Linked DNA regions of Homo sapiens: region 2 is linked to region 1. Evidence: chromatin loops called from intact Hi-C (ENCODE). Cell type or tissue: GM12878. All regions are shown on one strand. Each heading gives the region's core, and the rest is flanking DNA. Links, peaks and the distances in the headings are about the cores only.

Region 1 (6,293 bases), core at 1,566-5,565:
TGGCTCTTGGCTTCATTTCTGAGCTGTTGATCCAACACTTTGAAACAACTATCTTTTCTTCATAAGGAAACCAAGCTTGCAGCTGGGTACTCTTCGCAGCTTACTCAGTGTCCAGAAATGTTGGAAGTGCAAAAATTTATTTTAAACCTGTACACTCTATTTTCTTTTAAGTCCATGTTGGCAGTGTTTCCAAAAGAAACAATATCTTAAAAACTTTGTGTGTTTTCTATCAATCTTACTGGAGTTCACTTCTTTATGCAAAATAAAAAACTATCAATTGATACCACACATGCCCTTCTTCACTGGGGCTCCAGTAAAACGTGCAGGACAACGTCCTCGAGATTCTTAGAGGTTCTGATGTTAATGAAGAGGATTTGCAAGACATGCCCTTAAGAGCCTTAGAAGGCCTTTTATCTTTCTAAAAGTTTCTATGAGGTGCCACCTTATATTTCTCTGAGGTCCTCACAAAGCACCTAACAGTCCTGCTCTGGATGTGGCATGGAACGCGTTTTATTATGATTTTTTTAACTTGAAACATATGTACCATCCAAAAAGCAACGAGAAACACTTTAATGTTTTTAATTGAGCAAACTGTATCTCTTATACAAATCTTTTCAATATTTTTTGAAAACTGCAGAGTTCCTTTTTTTAACTTTCCTCTCTCTTCTCACATTTGAGTATAGTCAGCTAGAAAGTCAAGTGGTACCTTTAATAGTCTGCCTGAAAATCAGCGTAGTTGTGCTCTCAAGTCCTTTAGTTACATTTCCTATTTTCATGTTACCACACATGTCAGCGTCACCAAATTCTTTGCCAAATGAGGGTCCTCTTCTAGTTTTACAGAATATTTTGTTATCTTCCTTCAAGCCCCCATATACTCCTGATGCCCTTTAGACTTCTGCTTACCCTCTCCTCACAACCCTAAACTTTCCCCGAAACACTCCTGGATACCTTTCATTCTTGTCTTGTTCCAAAGCCAATGACACGAGTTGTGCATTTTTGTTACAGCACTTTCAAATACAAAAATTGGTTTAGTTACTATTGCTTAGTAACAGATCACCCAAAAAAAGTAGTAACATACATTTTATTATAACCTTTCATATTCCTAAGGGTCGAGTGGGTTCAACTAGGTGATTCTCACCCAGGATCTCACAAGTTTTATAGTCAGGTGGACGCTGGGCTGGCTTCGCCACAAAGTTCTCTCCCTTCACTTATCTTGAAGTGATGCTGACTATCATCTGGAACCCCATCTAGTGCTATTGGCTGGAGCATCTCTATATGGCCTATTCATATGGCTGCTAGGCTATCAGAGGTTGAAGGCTGTGTTTTAGTGTGAACTTTCAAAAACCATCGGGTAGAAGCTCTATCTGATTTAGCCTCTGAAGGCATTCAGCATTTCTTCCTAAACAGTCAAAAGTCCATCCAGATTCAAGGGAAGGAAACATAGATTTCACCTTTTGATGGGAGGAGTGTCAAAGGATTTGAGGACATTTATGACTTAACACTACAGTCGGCATATGGTAAACTACTTTCAAACTCTAACATATGCTCTCAGTCCATTTTCATATGATAAAGAGATGCTTTGCTTACTAGAAAAAGAAACTCCAGAAAATTTGATTTTGAAATAATTTTTTAATATACAATTGTTAGTGGTTATTCTTGATGAAAGTGAAGGTACTGAGTTATTAAAAAGCCTGTCCAATATGGTGAAACGCCGTCTCTACTAAAAATACAAAAATTAGCCAGGCATGGTGGTGCACGCCTGTAATCCCAGCTACTCAGGAGGCTGAGGCAGGAGAATCACTTTAATCCAGAGGCAGAGGGGTTGCAGTGAGCCAAGATCACACCACTACACTCCAGCCTGGGCAACAGAGCAAGACTCTATCTCAAAAAAAAAAACAAAAAAAAAAACAAAAAAAAAAAACAAATGTGTGTAAGAGGAACTTCTAGACTGCTATATCTGGGTATAGGTTAAACAGGTGCATTCACGCTGCGAAAATGTATGAAGCTTTACCTTTGGAATTTGTGCATATGTATACATAGATAAAATATTTCAATCAAAGCTTGCACTTAAAGATTATATAAATATATCTTACTTTCCTATGAACATTCACTACAATATTAAACATTAATTCCTCGGTTAAAAAAATCCCAAAGAAGAAGAATCATAATTGTGTCTAGTTAGAGTTTAAACTAATGAATAGTTTAATAACTGGCCTGGTCCTAAAATTATTTATATTTCTGTGTATTCTGAAAGTTGTAGCACATAATCAGTTAACTATTTTAAATGTAATATTTAATAATTTTAGAAAATATCTCTGATGATAAAAAATGTGCAAGCACACAAAAGTTATATACTAGAATTATCCAAACATACTTATATCTGATTGAGGCAATTTAATATTGCATCACAAAATCAAAACCTATTGTTTCATATTATAGTTGTTAAAGAAAAGCTTTTTATAAAGTGAAAGAAATTTATACTGGTTTTGGATTTTTGCCACCAGGATATTACCCTGTCTGAAATAAAAAAATTGTAAAATGAGCCAGCTGTTACTAAAGGACTATAGCTCAAATGTGTTTGAATAGCCTTCTGCTTTTCCATTCGCTCATGTTATATATCTTATAGTGATTTTCACAATAACATCCCACATAAACCCACGAGTTAGTCATAAGGCGCACCCATAATAAATCTGGAAGGCAGATGGCAAACATTGCTCTTCTGACTTTGATCACTTTAGTTCTTCTTTTGTCTCTGCTTGGAGCTCTTTTATCTATACTTCTTCAAATGTTAAGAAAAAAAGTATTAGGTTTTTTTCTAGCACTTTTAATTTTAGCTTCTTACATCCAGCCTCAGGATTTATAAACACTTTAACAATAAAATGTCTCAGATTATAGACTAAGACTTGGATCATAGATGCCTTATAAGTAACAGATTATCAGCTATTGTTCATATAATGAGAGCTGGATAAAATCAAGATAAGTATATATCTTTAAAAATCATGTTGCTAGATGTCTACATACCAATTTGATATTTTTAAATTTTAAGGAAAGTAAGAAATTGTTGTGCCATATATAGTACTAAGGTCTATCTGGTGACATAGCAGGACAATAATAGGTAACTTTAGCTAGGATATAGTATACAAGACTAAAGAAATCAGATAGGTAAGTTTAAGTGTAGTCAGAATATAGTATATAAGGCTAAAGGAATCAGGTAGATATCTTAAATAAAAGGAAAGTTAATGAAACTGAGAAATTTCAGAATTATCTAGGTAATTTTAAAAGACATCCCATACAGGTAAAAAGTTACAGAGAATTTTAAGGTCTCAAGTGTCAAGATAGAAAAAATCCACATCTTAAAAAAAAGGGGAGTAGATATTGGCACCCATGAGCAAAAATAATAAAATGTACTGACCCATTTTAATATTTCCTGCTGGGCTCATAAATAGAAACAGAATACTAGATGATAGTAGTTCTTTCACATCTTAGAAATTTTCACCTTAGTCCAGAAAAATGATCCAGCTCTAATTTTTTAAAACTATGTAATTCTTTAGTTTATTCATCAGCTGTCATTGCAGTAACATGACATGAGAAAGCATCCCAGCACCCAGTGGTTTAAAACGGTGCAACACTATTCTCATGGGTATATTGGGGTGGTTACATGTCGACCTGTGGTGACCACACACCACACATTGCAGATCTAAGAGCTTTCATCTGATCTACATGTTTCTCTTCCTCCTTAGACCAGTAGTCTAGCTAAAGCATGTTCTTCTCCAAGTAATTGCAGAGGCATAAAGGAAGTCCCAATCATAATGAAACATTTAAAGTCTCAACTCATGTCCCCTCCACTAGCAGACAGATTATTAACCAAAGCATGTCATATGGCAGAATTCTAATTCAAAGTGTAGTGAAATAATCCACTGTTTGTGAGAAAAACTGAAAATTCATAGAGCAAAGGAAGTGGATATAGGGAAGAGTAGAGAATGGGGGCCTTAATTCAATGTACAACCATGGTTCCATCTTAGAAATGAGCACTTTTTCAGGGGAGAGTATTCTAAGTCTAGTTTTAAGTTCCTTTTAGGTTTCATCAACCCAAGATGGATCCAAGATTAAAATGGGAACTTCTAAGACATTAAAAGGAAGATGATTAATTCACATTAATACCCGTATCTAGATCCTGTTTTATGAAGGAAAGATATTCACAAAGTTTTGTAAAATATTATTTTTACAAATGCACCTCAATTTAGAGAACATCTATCAATGTTACAAGTACATACAAAGTGTTCAAATGTCTATTCATTCATCTATAAGCTCACAACGTGCACATAATATGGCGGTAATATACACAAATAAATATATTTGCTAATTAAAATTATATATTCTCGAGTCACCTACTCTTTTTTAAGTACAAATACCACTGCTTTTTAATTACAGTCTGTTTTTCTAGTGAAAAAATACCACAAATATGCTTAACAAGTATACCACAAATAGTTGCCAGTTATATTGAGCTATAAATCTTATTAAATTATTAAAAACATTTTTAAATGCAAATCTTTGTTATTTTGTTTTTCTAACTGTGTAGTAGATAGTCATCCTCTGCCAGTGCCATCATACCAAGGAAAGCAACACTTTAACAGTCTATGTTCCTGCCGCCAAGTCAAAATACAGCCAATATTTTTTTGGCCAAGTACACAACATGCCAATTGTTTCTACTGTTACCAAACTACTCCTTAATTATTAACTTTTTAAAAAAATGATGCTCAGTCTGCTAGGCATGTAAGAAATTTTAAATTAAGAATCTATACATCAGTAGGTTTAAATTATTTTAAACAGACAGATACAATTCTCCAAGAACCAATGATTGATTGTTTAATCACTCTGCTAGTCCACAGGCAGCATTTGATTATGCTGCAATACCTTCTTACAGTGCTGCTGATCTGTGACTATCATTACTCATAGCATTTCTCCAGAATAAAGCAGATCCACTTCCTTCATTGACAGTATTCCTCAGATAGAAAAATCTTGTCAAATGCACCTTGCTAAAATTAAAAAGAGAATAAAAAACTCTGCACAGAGCAGGTGGTGTCTACTCAAGGAAAGAATTCTATTTTTATGCTTCTAATATGCATTTCTCCTCTCCTAAATGTGCAATGTAGTTGCAGTGGAAGATGAAGTAAATTCTAAAAGGAAATAAAACCAGAGGTACCAGTCCCACATAGCATGCATTCAATTTATAATAATTGTTCCCCAGTTTTCAAGCTTGTCTATTTGCATCTGACTTTAAGTCAGTGGTTTTCTAGTTTACAAAACCGTGGGTTTGTTTTTTGTTTCTTTTTTAACTCTAGTATTCACAAAGATGTTAAGGCTCCCCCTTAGCATCTTTAAGTACTTGAATAAGTCAGAAAAGTATAGGCTTTTCCTTGGGTAGCAAACAACCCCATATCTCAGTGGCTTAATGTAAGCAAAGTTTATTTCTCACTCAAAAAAGCCCAAGAAGGCTGTCCTCAAGCAGGAGGAATAAAGTTCACTTCAATCTTGTGGCTCTGCCAGCTCAAAAAGACTTTATCAAGATATCTGCTTCAAAGAAGAAAAATTGAAAAATTACATAGGGAGTTTCTATTGCTTCAGGCCAGAAGTGACAAATGTCCTTTATGCTCAAAATCTTTCATCAAAAATAGTCAAATGATCTGCCTAACAAGCTAGGAAGTGTGGTTTTCCATGTGCCCAAGCAGAAGCAATAAAAAGCAAAATTCAATAAACTTTTTTTTTTTTTGGTCACAGTACTCAAAACACTCCTCTTGATATAAACTTTAGTGTAGCAAAATAAAAACAAGAACAGGATGCCCAGGTTTACTGAGTAATTTGACTCTATTTCAATTTCCTTGGATGCTAAATTAATATGCCCCATATTAAATTAAGTGATCTTTGGCTTTTCTGTAATTTTATAATATCCTACTCCTGGAAAAGAAGTGCTCTTATTTTATCTTGTATGATTATCATTAGCCTTTAGAGATTGACTAGTGCCATATATCTCAAAAGCAGGGTTAGCAGGATTTGAGGAAGGAGCACATTGTCTTAGTTTAGCAATACAATGGCAATGGTAAGATTATTCAATTCTGTATTTTCCCATATGAATTGCATAAGAGAACAAGCGTAGACTCATGACCAGAGCAGTAGAAAAAAATCATCTTTCAACATCTATACTTTTATAAGAGTGACAGAGTAGTAAGCTGATAAATTTTGACTTAAATTACCAACACCTGAGCATATTTAGAAGATCTTCTTATTTTAATCCC
Region 2 (6,293 bases), core at 1,547-5,546, 160 kb after region 1:
TGGGATATACTTGCAAAAGAATGTTTATTTGGTTTAAGATAAAAAAGATTTTAGGAGTTTAGAAGATGATACAAAGAGCTTTAACAATACAAGCTTTGTAGTAATACACTAGAGATTCTGGCATAGAGTAGGTTATAGATTCAAAGACTAGACAAATAAATAACAAATAATAAAATTACATGTATTATCTATTATTATGTTACATCAAAAACAGGTAGTCTCACATAGATCAGTGGAATAAAATAAAGAACCCAGAAATAAAGTGACATATTACAACCAACTGATCTTTGACAAAGTCACAAAAATAGACACTGAGGAAAGGAAACCTTATTTCAATACCTGGTACTGGGGAAATTGAATCTTCACATGCAAAACAATAAAACTGGACCCATACCTCTCACCAGATATGAAAATTAACTCAAGATGGATTAATGACCTAAATGTAAGACACGCAAGTATAAAAATCTTAGAAGAAAATCTAGGAAAAGCTCTTCTGTACATTGGCCTAGGCAGAGAATATATGAATACCTCAAAAACAAATGCAGCAAAAACAAAAACAGACAAATGCAACTTAATTAAACTAAGAAGCTTCTGCACAGTAAAAGAAATAGTCACCAGAATAAACAGACAACCTACAGAATGGGAAAAAAAATTTGCATACCCTGTATCTAATAAATGGCTAATATCCAGAATCTGTGAGGAACTCAAACAGCTCAACAAGAAAAACAAAACAAAACAAAAACATGAAAAAGGGGGCAAAGGACACAAACAGGCAGTTTTCAAAAGAAGACATACAAGTGACCAAAAAACATATGAAAAAAATGTTCAACCTGAGTAATTGTGAGAGAAATGCAAATTAAAACCACAATGAAATACCATTGTATACCAGTCAGAATGGCTATTATTAAAAAGTCAAAAAACAACAGATGTTGTTGAAGATGAAGAGAATATGAAACACTTATACAGTGCTAGTGGGAATGTAAATTAGTACAACTTCTATGGAAAATGGCATGGAGATTACTCAGAGAATTAAATTATAACTACCAGTTGATTCAGCAATCTCACTACTGGGTATCAAATCAAAGGTAAAGAAATCATTATTTAAAAAGATACTTGCACTCATGTGTTTATCACAACACTATTCACAAGTGCTAGTTATGGAATCAACCTAAATGTCCATCAAAAAAGAATTGAATAAAGAAAATGTATATATAGGCTGGGTACTGTGGCCCATGCATGTAATCCCAACACTTTGTGGGGGCCGAGGAGGGCAGATCACTTGAGGTCAAGAGTTCGAGACCAGCCTGGACAACATGGTGAAACCCCATCTCTACTAAAAACACAAAAATTAGCTGGGCATGGTGGCGTGCACCTGTAATCCCAGCTTCTCTGGAGGAGGCTGAGGCAGGAGAATTGCTTGAACCTGGAAGGCGGAAGTTGCAGTGAGCCAAGAACGTGATACTGAACTCCAGCCTGGGTGCCAGAGCAAGACGCCATCTGAAAAAAAAAATTAATTTAAAAGAAAATGTATATTTACACACACGTAATGGTGTGTGTGTGTATATATATATATATGTATATATACACACACATACATATACATGTAATGGTATATATATACATATATACACACATTTAATGGTGTATATATACATACACATGTAATAGTATATGTGTATGTAATACTACTCAGCCATAAAAATGAATAAATTTATGTCTTTTGCAGCAACATGGATGAAACTGGAGGCCATTATCCTAAGTGCCATCACTCAGAAAAAGAAAGTCAAATACCACATATTCTTGCTTATAAGTGAGAGCTAAACAATTGGTACACATGTGCCTACAGAGGGGAATAATAGACATTAGAGGCTACAAAAGGTGGGAGGGTGGGAGGAGGGTGAAGGTTGAAAAATTACTTGTTTGGTAGAATGTTCACTGTTCTGCTGAGGGGTACACTAAAAGGCCAGACTTCACCACTATACAATACGAGCATGTAAGAAATATGCACTTGTACCCCTTAAATATATAAAAATTTAAAAAAATGTAGTCTCTGTGTAGCATTAGATTTGAATTTTTACTTCTTTTAAAGCAGGAAACCACACATAACTTTGATAAACTGGAGAGTTGCTTTATAGCACCTACGTTTAAGGATGAAGTTACATCTAGCTATTCCTTCACTAGAACAACTGCTTAAAAACTACTTAGCCAGCATTAAAACCCACTCAAGTGATCTACAGATAGTTCACAAATCTCCCTAAACCAATATGTCCCCCGACACCTCAACCCCCGAGACTGCAAAAAAACAGAAGAAGGAAAGAAGGGAGGGAGGGTTTAGGTTTACAAAAATCCTTTTAATGTAAAACATTCTCATCTACAATAATTTCATTTATGCATATCAACCCCTAAAGATAAGCAAACTGAGTGAAGGTTAAAATACAAAGAGAAAGAGCAAAACATTGATTGATTGATTGATTGATTGATCTGTTTATACTGCTTGTGTTAAGGTAAAAATAGTATGAGTGTAAAAGGTAGCATAATCTTCTCATTACTTCTACCACTTTGGCAAAATTGGTGTGACAGAAAAGAACAAAGAAAGGATTGTGTACATAGCATGAATTTTGGCTTTATGAATAAAAGTCTATTAGCTTTATAGAAATAGCTGTGTAGGTGTATTCAAGAGAATTGAACTATGTTCACATAAAAAGAAATGGTGAATGGTGTTTTTCTAAATGCGAAACTATGCAGAATCCTGCTTTGCAATACCAGGAAATCTGCAAGGGGAGTGCTGAGATCAATGTCATTATCCAGAAGGCATTACTGAAATAGAGTTTAAATCCTTTGATGTAATTGCTTGCTGAGTTTGCCATTACTGCAGCTCTATCCCTTTGACTGATTGAAGGCCTTTAACAGCCCCAGTTTTACTGAGACTGCCAACATACTCATGTTGGAATCTTAAAGTTAGACAGATGTTTGATGTTTAATTTAACTAATATGGCACACCATGAGTCAACAAAACACATTTTGTGTTAATGCCAAAAAAAAAAAAAAAATTAAAAGGTGAGGGACAGGAATACGTGCAGAGTTAATCTTTCTGTTTCAGCAGAGAAGCCTTTGCTTTAGAATTATTAACACGAATTCTGATTTGAAAACCCTATGGCATTTTCCCTGCCCCTTGAGAAAAGCAGTCTTGATTCCACTGGAGCATTTAGAACCAGAACTCAATGAATAAATTAACAGTGCATAAAATCCTCAAATGAAGTGTAAAGAGCAATGAGGTGATTTTTTTTTTCATTTAGACAGTCCCTATTTTCCATGATTCCTTGAATAATTCCAGTTGTTTGTAATGCCTCTCTTTTTTTTTTTTTTTTTGACAATCTACAACAAAATAGCTTGTCTTTAGGTTTTCTCTCTTGCTCAAGAAAGAAGAATTTGGCCCTAAGGAGAGAATTTTATTCATATTTTCATTATGTATTGTGGTTAATATAAAACAAACAAACAAACTATATTCAGCACCTTCTAGTAGAAGATATTTCTCCCTCTCAAAAAAGAAAAAATGGTGGCTATATATTTTGTTTAAGAATATGGCTAATGCTAATAGCTTCTTTAATTAATATTATTTTCCTAACATCATTTTGAGGAAAAAAGCCTGAAGATTACTTTTTAATGTGATTTTAGCTAAAGCAAGACTGTCTCAATCCCTTGGCCTTTTCGACCTCAGTTTTACAGTTTTACAGTAATAATACAGTTGTACAGAAATAATATATACTGGTTGTAAGGCAGGTAGTGGTAGCAGTGGTTATAGAATTTGAAACCACATAACTTGCAGTGTATTTTTACCAATATTATATTTTGGCTTTTGTGACAACTTTATGACCTAGGTAGAGGATCTATCATTATCCCATTGTATAAATAATGAAACCGAGGCCAGAAAATTTTGGTGACTTTTTAACCACTATAAAGTAACAACTTTAGGTCACCAGGAGGTCATCAAATTTAGGTCATCTGTGACTGGCCTTATTCAGTCTCCAGCTCCTCTAGAAGTCAAACTGATACCATATGGCCAAAAACTCCCTACCAAAAAGCACATTGTTAGCATAAACTATCTGGCATGGCCCAAGACTCCAGGTAACACACTGATATGGTTTGAGTCTGTATCCACACCCAAATCTTATGTTGAATTTTAATCCCTAGTGTTGGAGATGGGGCCTGGTAGGAGGTGATTTAGTCATGGAAATGAGTTTCCCCCTTTTGGTACTATAGTTGTGATAGAGTTCTCAAGAGATCTGATCACTTAAAAGTGTGTAGCACATCCCCCTCTCTCTGTTCCTCCTGCTCCATGTGAAGATGCCTGCTCTGGCTTTGCCTTCTGACATGAGTAAAAGCTCCTTGAGGACCCTCCAGCCATGCTTTCTATATAGCCTGCAGAACCGTGAGCTAATTAAATCTCTGTTTTGTAAATTACCCAGTCTCAGGTATTTTTTTATAGCAGTGCAAGGATGGACCAAGGCACAAAGACATCCTCATCAAGCCAGATATTCCAAGGGCTTAGAAGTTATTTCCCAGGAGCTGGTCAAGGGCCAAAACTTTCTTTGGAATGTGTAGGGTTGGTACAATCCAGACATGCTCACTAATCCTTACCCCTAATTAGTTTGTACATTACATTTCTAATAATGTTTTCAAAATATACCTTCCATTCTAATTAAAAATGACACAGGGCAGAGATGATTTTTTTAAAAAGCCAGTTTTGCTTGACAAAAGTGCTTAGAAGTTTAAAGTACTAGAAATCATGGATTGAAAAGATGAATCATGAAAATAATATAGGATAAGAGAAATAAAGAATAGAGTCATTTCTCAGTTTGTGTCTTTTTAATTATATTCTTTTGATATTTGGGGGATAATAGGTTTTTTTGAACCTAGGAAGTAGCAACTTTATTATATTTCTCTAAATTCTGCTTGATTGATGAGTAGTTCCTTTTTTATTATTTCTCTATATCCATAACTTATCATAGGTGGCTTTAAAAAAAATTGACATTTTCAACCTTCTGCTTAGCAATTTTCTTAACCAACTATGGCATTTTGTTAGGCATAATTTTATTTTTGCAACATTACTGCAGTCAATAGTTTTGCCAGACTTTCAGGCCACTACATAATGGGCATCCTCTCTTTTCTCCAGACTTCAGTTACAAAATCTCGCCGTCATCAGCCTTCACTGAGTCTCCTAAGACACTCTCAACTACTGCTCTCCTACTGGTCCCAAAACAATGCCACGTTATAGTTTTTGTTATGGTAACACTTCAACTTCTGGTGCTAATTTCTATTCAGATTAGCTTTTGTTGCATAATAAACCAGCTCAAGACTTGGTGTCATAAAGCAATTTATTATTACTCCTGGTTCTGTATATTGACTCCAGTTGGTTGAGTGGTTCTAGCTTGGAATTTATTATGCAGTTGTGGTTAAATGCTTGCTGGGGCTACAGTCATCTGAAATCTGACTGGGCTGAATGTTAAAGATTGCTTATTCCCATAATGGAAATTAATGCTATCTATGAGATGGAAACTCATTGAGGCCTGTGTTATGGATTGAATGTTTGTGTCCCCCAAAGTATATGTATGGAAGCCCTAACCACCAACATGATGGTATTTGGAGATGGATGCTTTGGGAGATCATTATACTTAGATGATTTCATGAGGGTAGGGCCCTGGGTAGTATGGGATCATTACCCCCAGAAGTGACACCTGAGTGCTTTCTTTCTTTCTCTTTCTGTTATAAATAAAGTTTCAGTGCTGCAAGTCTCAGCAAGGCAAGGTACTTCTATAGAAGTGTGTGCCCTTACAGATGAAGCAATGGTGAGCGCACACTTGGACAAGGGAGGGAAAGAGGTTCTTACCCTGACGCATGTGGGCCCTGCTGCTGTGTCGTTCCCCTATTGGCTAGCGTTAGACCACACAGGCTAAACTAATTCCGACTGGCTAATTTAAAGAGAGTGACGGGGTGAGTGGTTTGGCGGGAAAAATGCTTATGCAGGGTGGAGAATGAGTCAGGGTGGAGCACATAGCAGATAATCGGAATGAGTTAGGGTGCAGAAGGTAACAGGAATGAGTCAGGGTGGAGTAGATGATTGAAATGAGTCAGGGTGGAGCAGGTAATCAAAAAAGGTTGCTTTATGAGGAAGTTTAAAAGTAGAAGGCGAAGAATTGAACATACTGACATATTGATTCTTTGAAAAGAAATTTAGAACTCATATCTAACACTCTCCCTCTCTTTTTCCTCTCTCTCTCTTTCCTCTCCCTCTC

The links. A loop is a pair of places that touch in the nucleus more often than their neighbours do. Peaks named below come from ENCODE experiments on the same cell type or tissue, not always from the same donor. Only the 100,000 strongest peaks of a DNase experiment are listed, where the experiment ranks them.
Region 2: it touches region 1 in a loop (2.2-fold over the local background); 1 of 110 quality-filtered maps calls a loop at or near these places.

What each region holds. Positions count from the first base shown.
Region 1 is chr4:160,140,132-160,146,424 of GRCh38, reverse strand. No RefSeq gene overlaps it. Among named protein-coding and RNA genes, the nearest start is that of LINC02233, 370 kb to the right of the region's middle. In GM12878, for the core only: no CTCF peak of the experiment used is centred there; a DNase peak (open chromatin) is centred at 3,704.
Region 2 is chr4:159,977,859-159,984,151 of GRCh38, reverse strand. The region is part of intron 2 of LOC107986324 (a long non-coding RNA gene); the gene reads right to left. Among named protein-coding and RNA genes, the nearest start is that of LINC02233, 200 kb to the right of the region's middle. In GM12878, for the core only: no CTCF peak of the experiment used is centred there; a DNase peak (open chromatin) is centred at 3,953.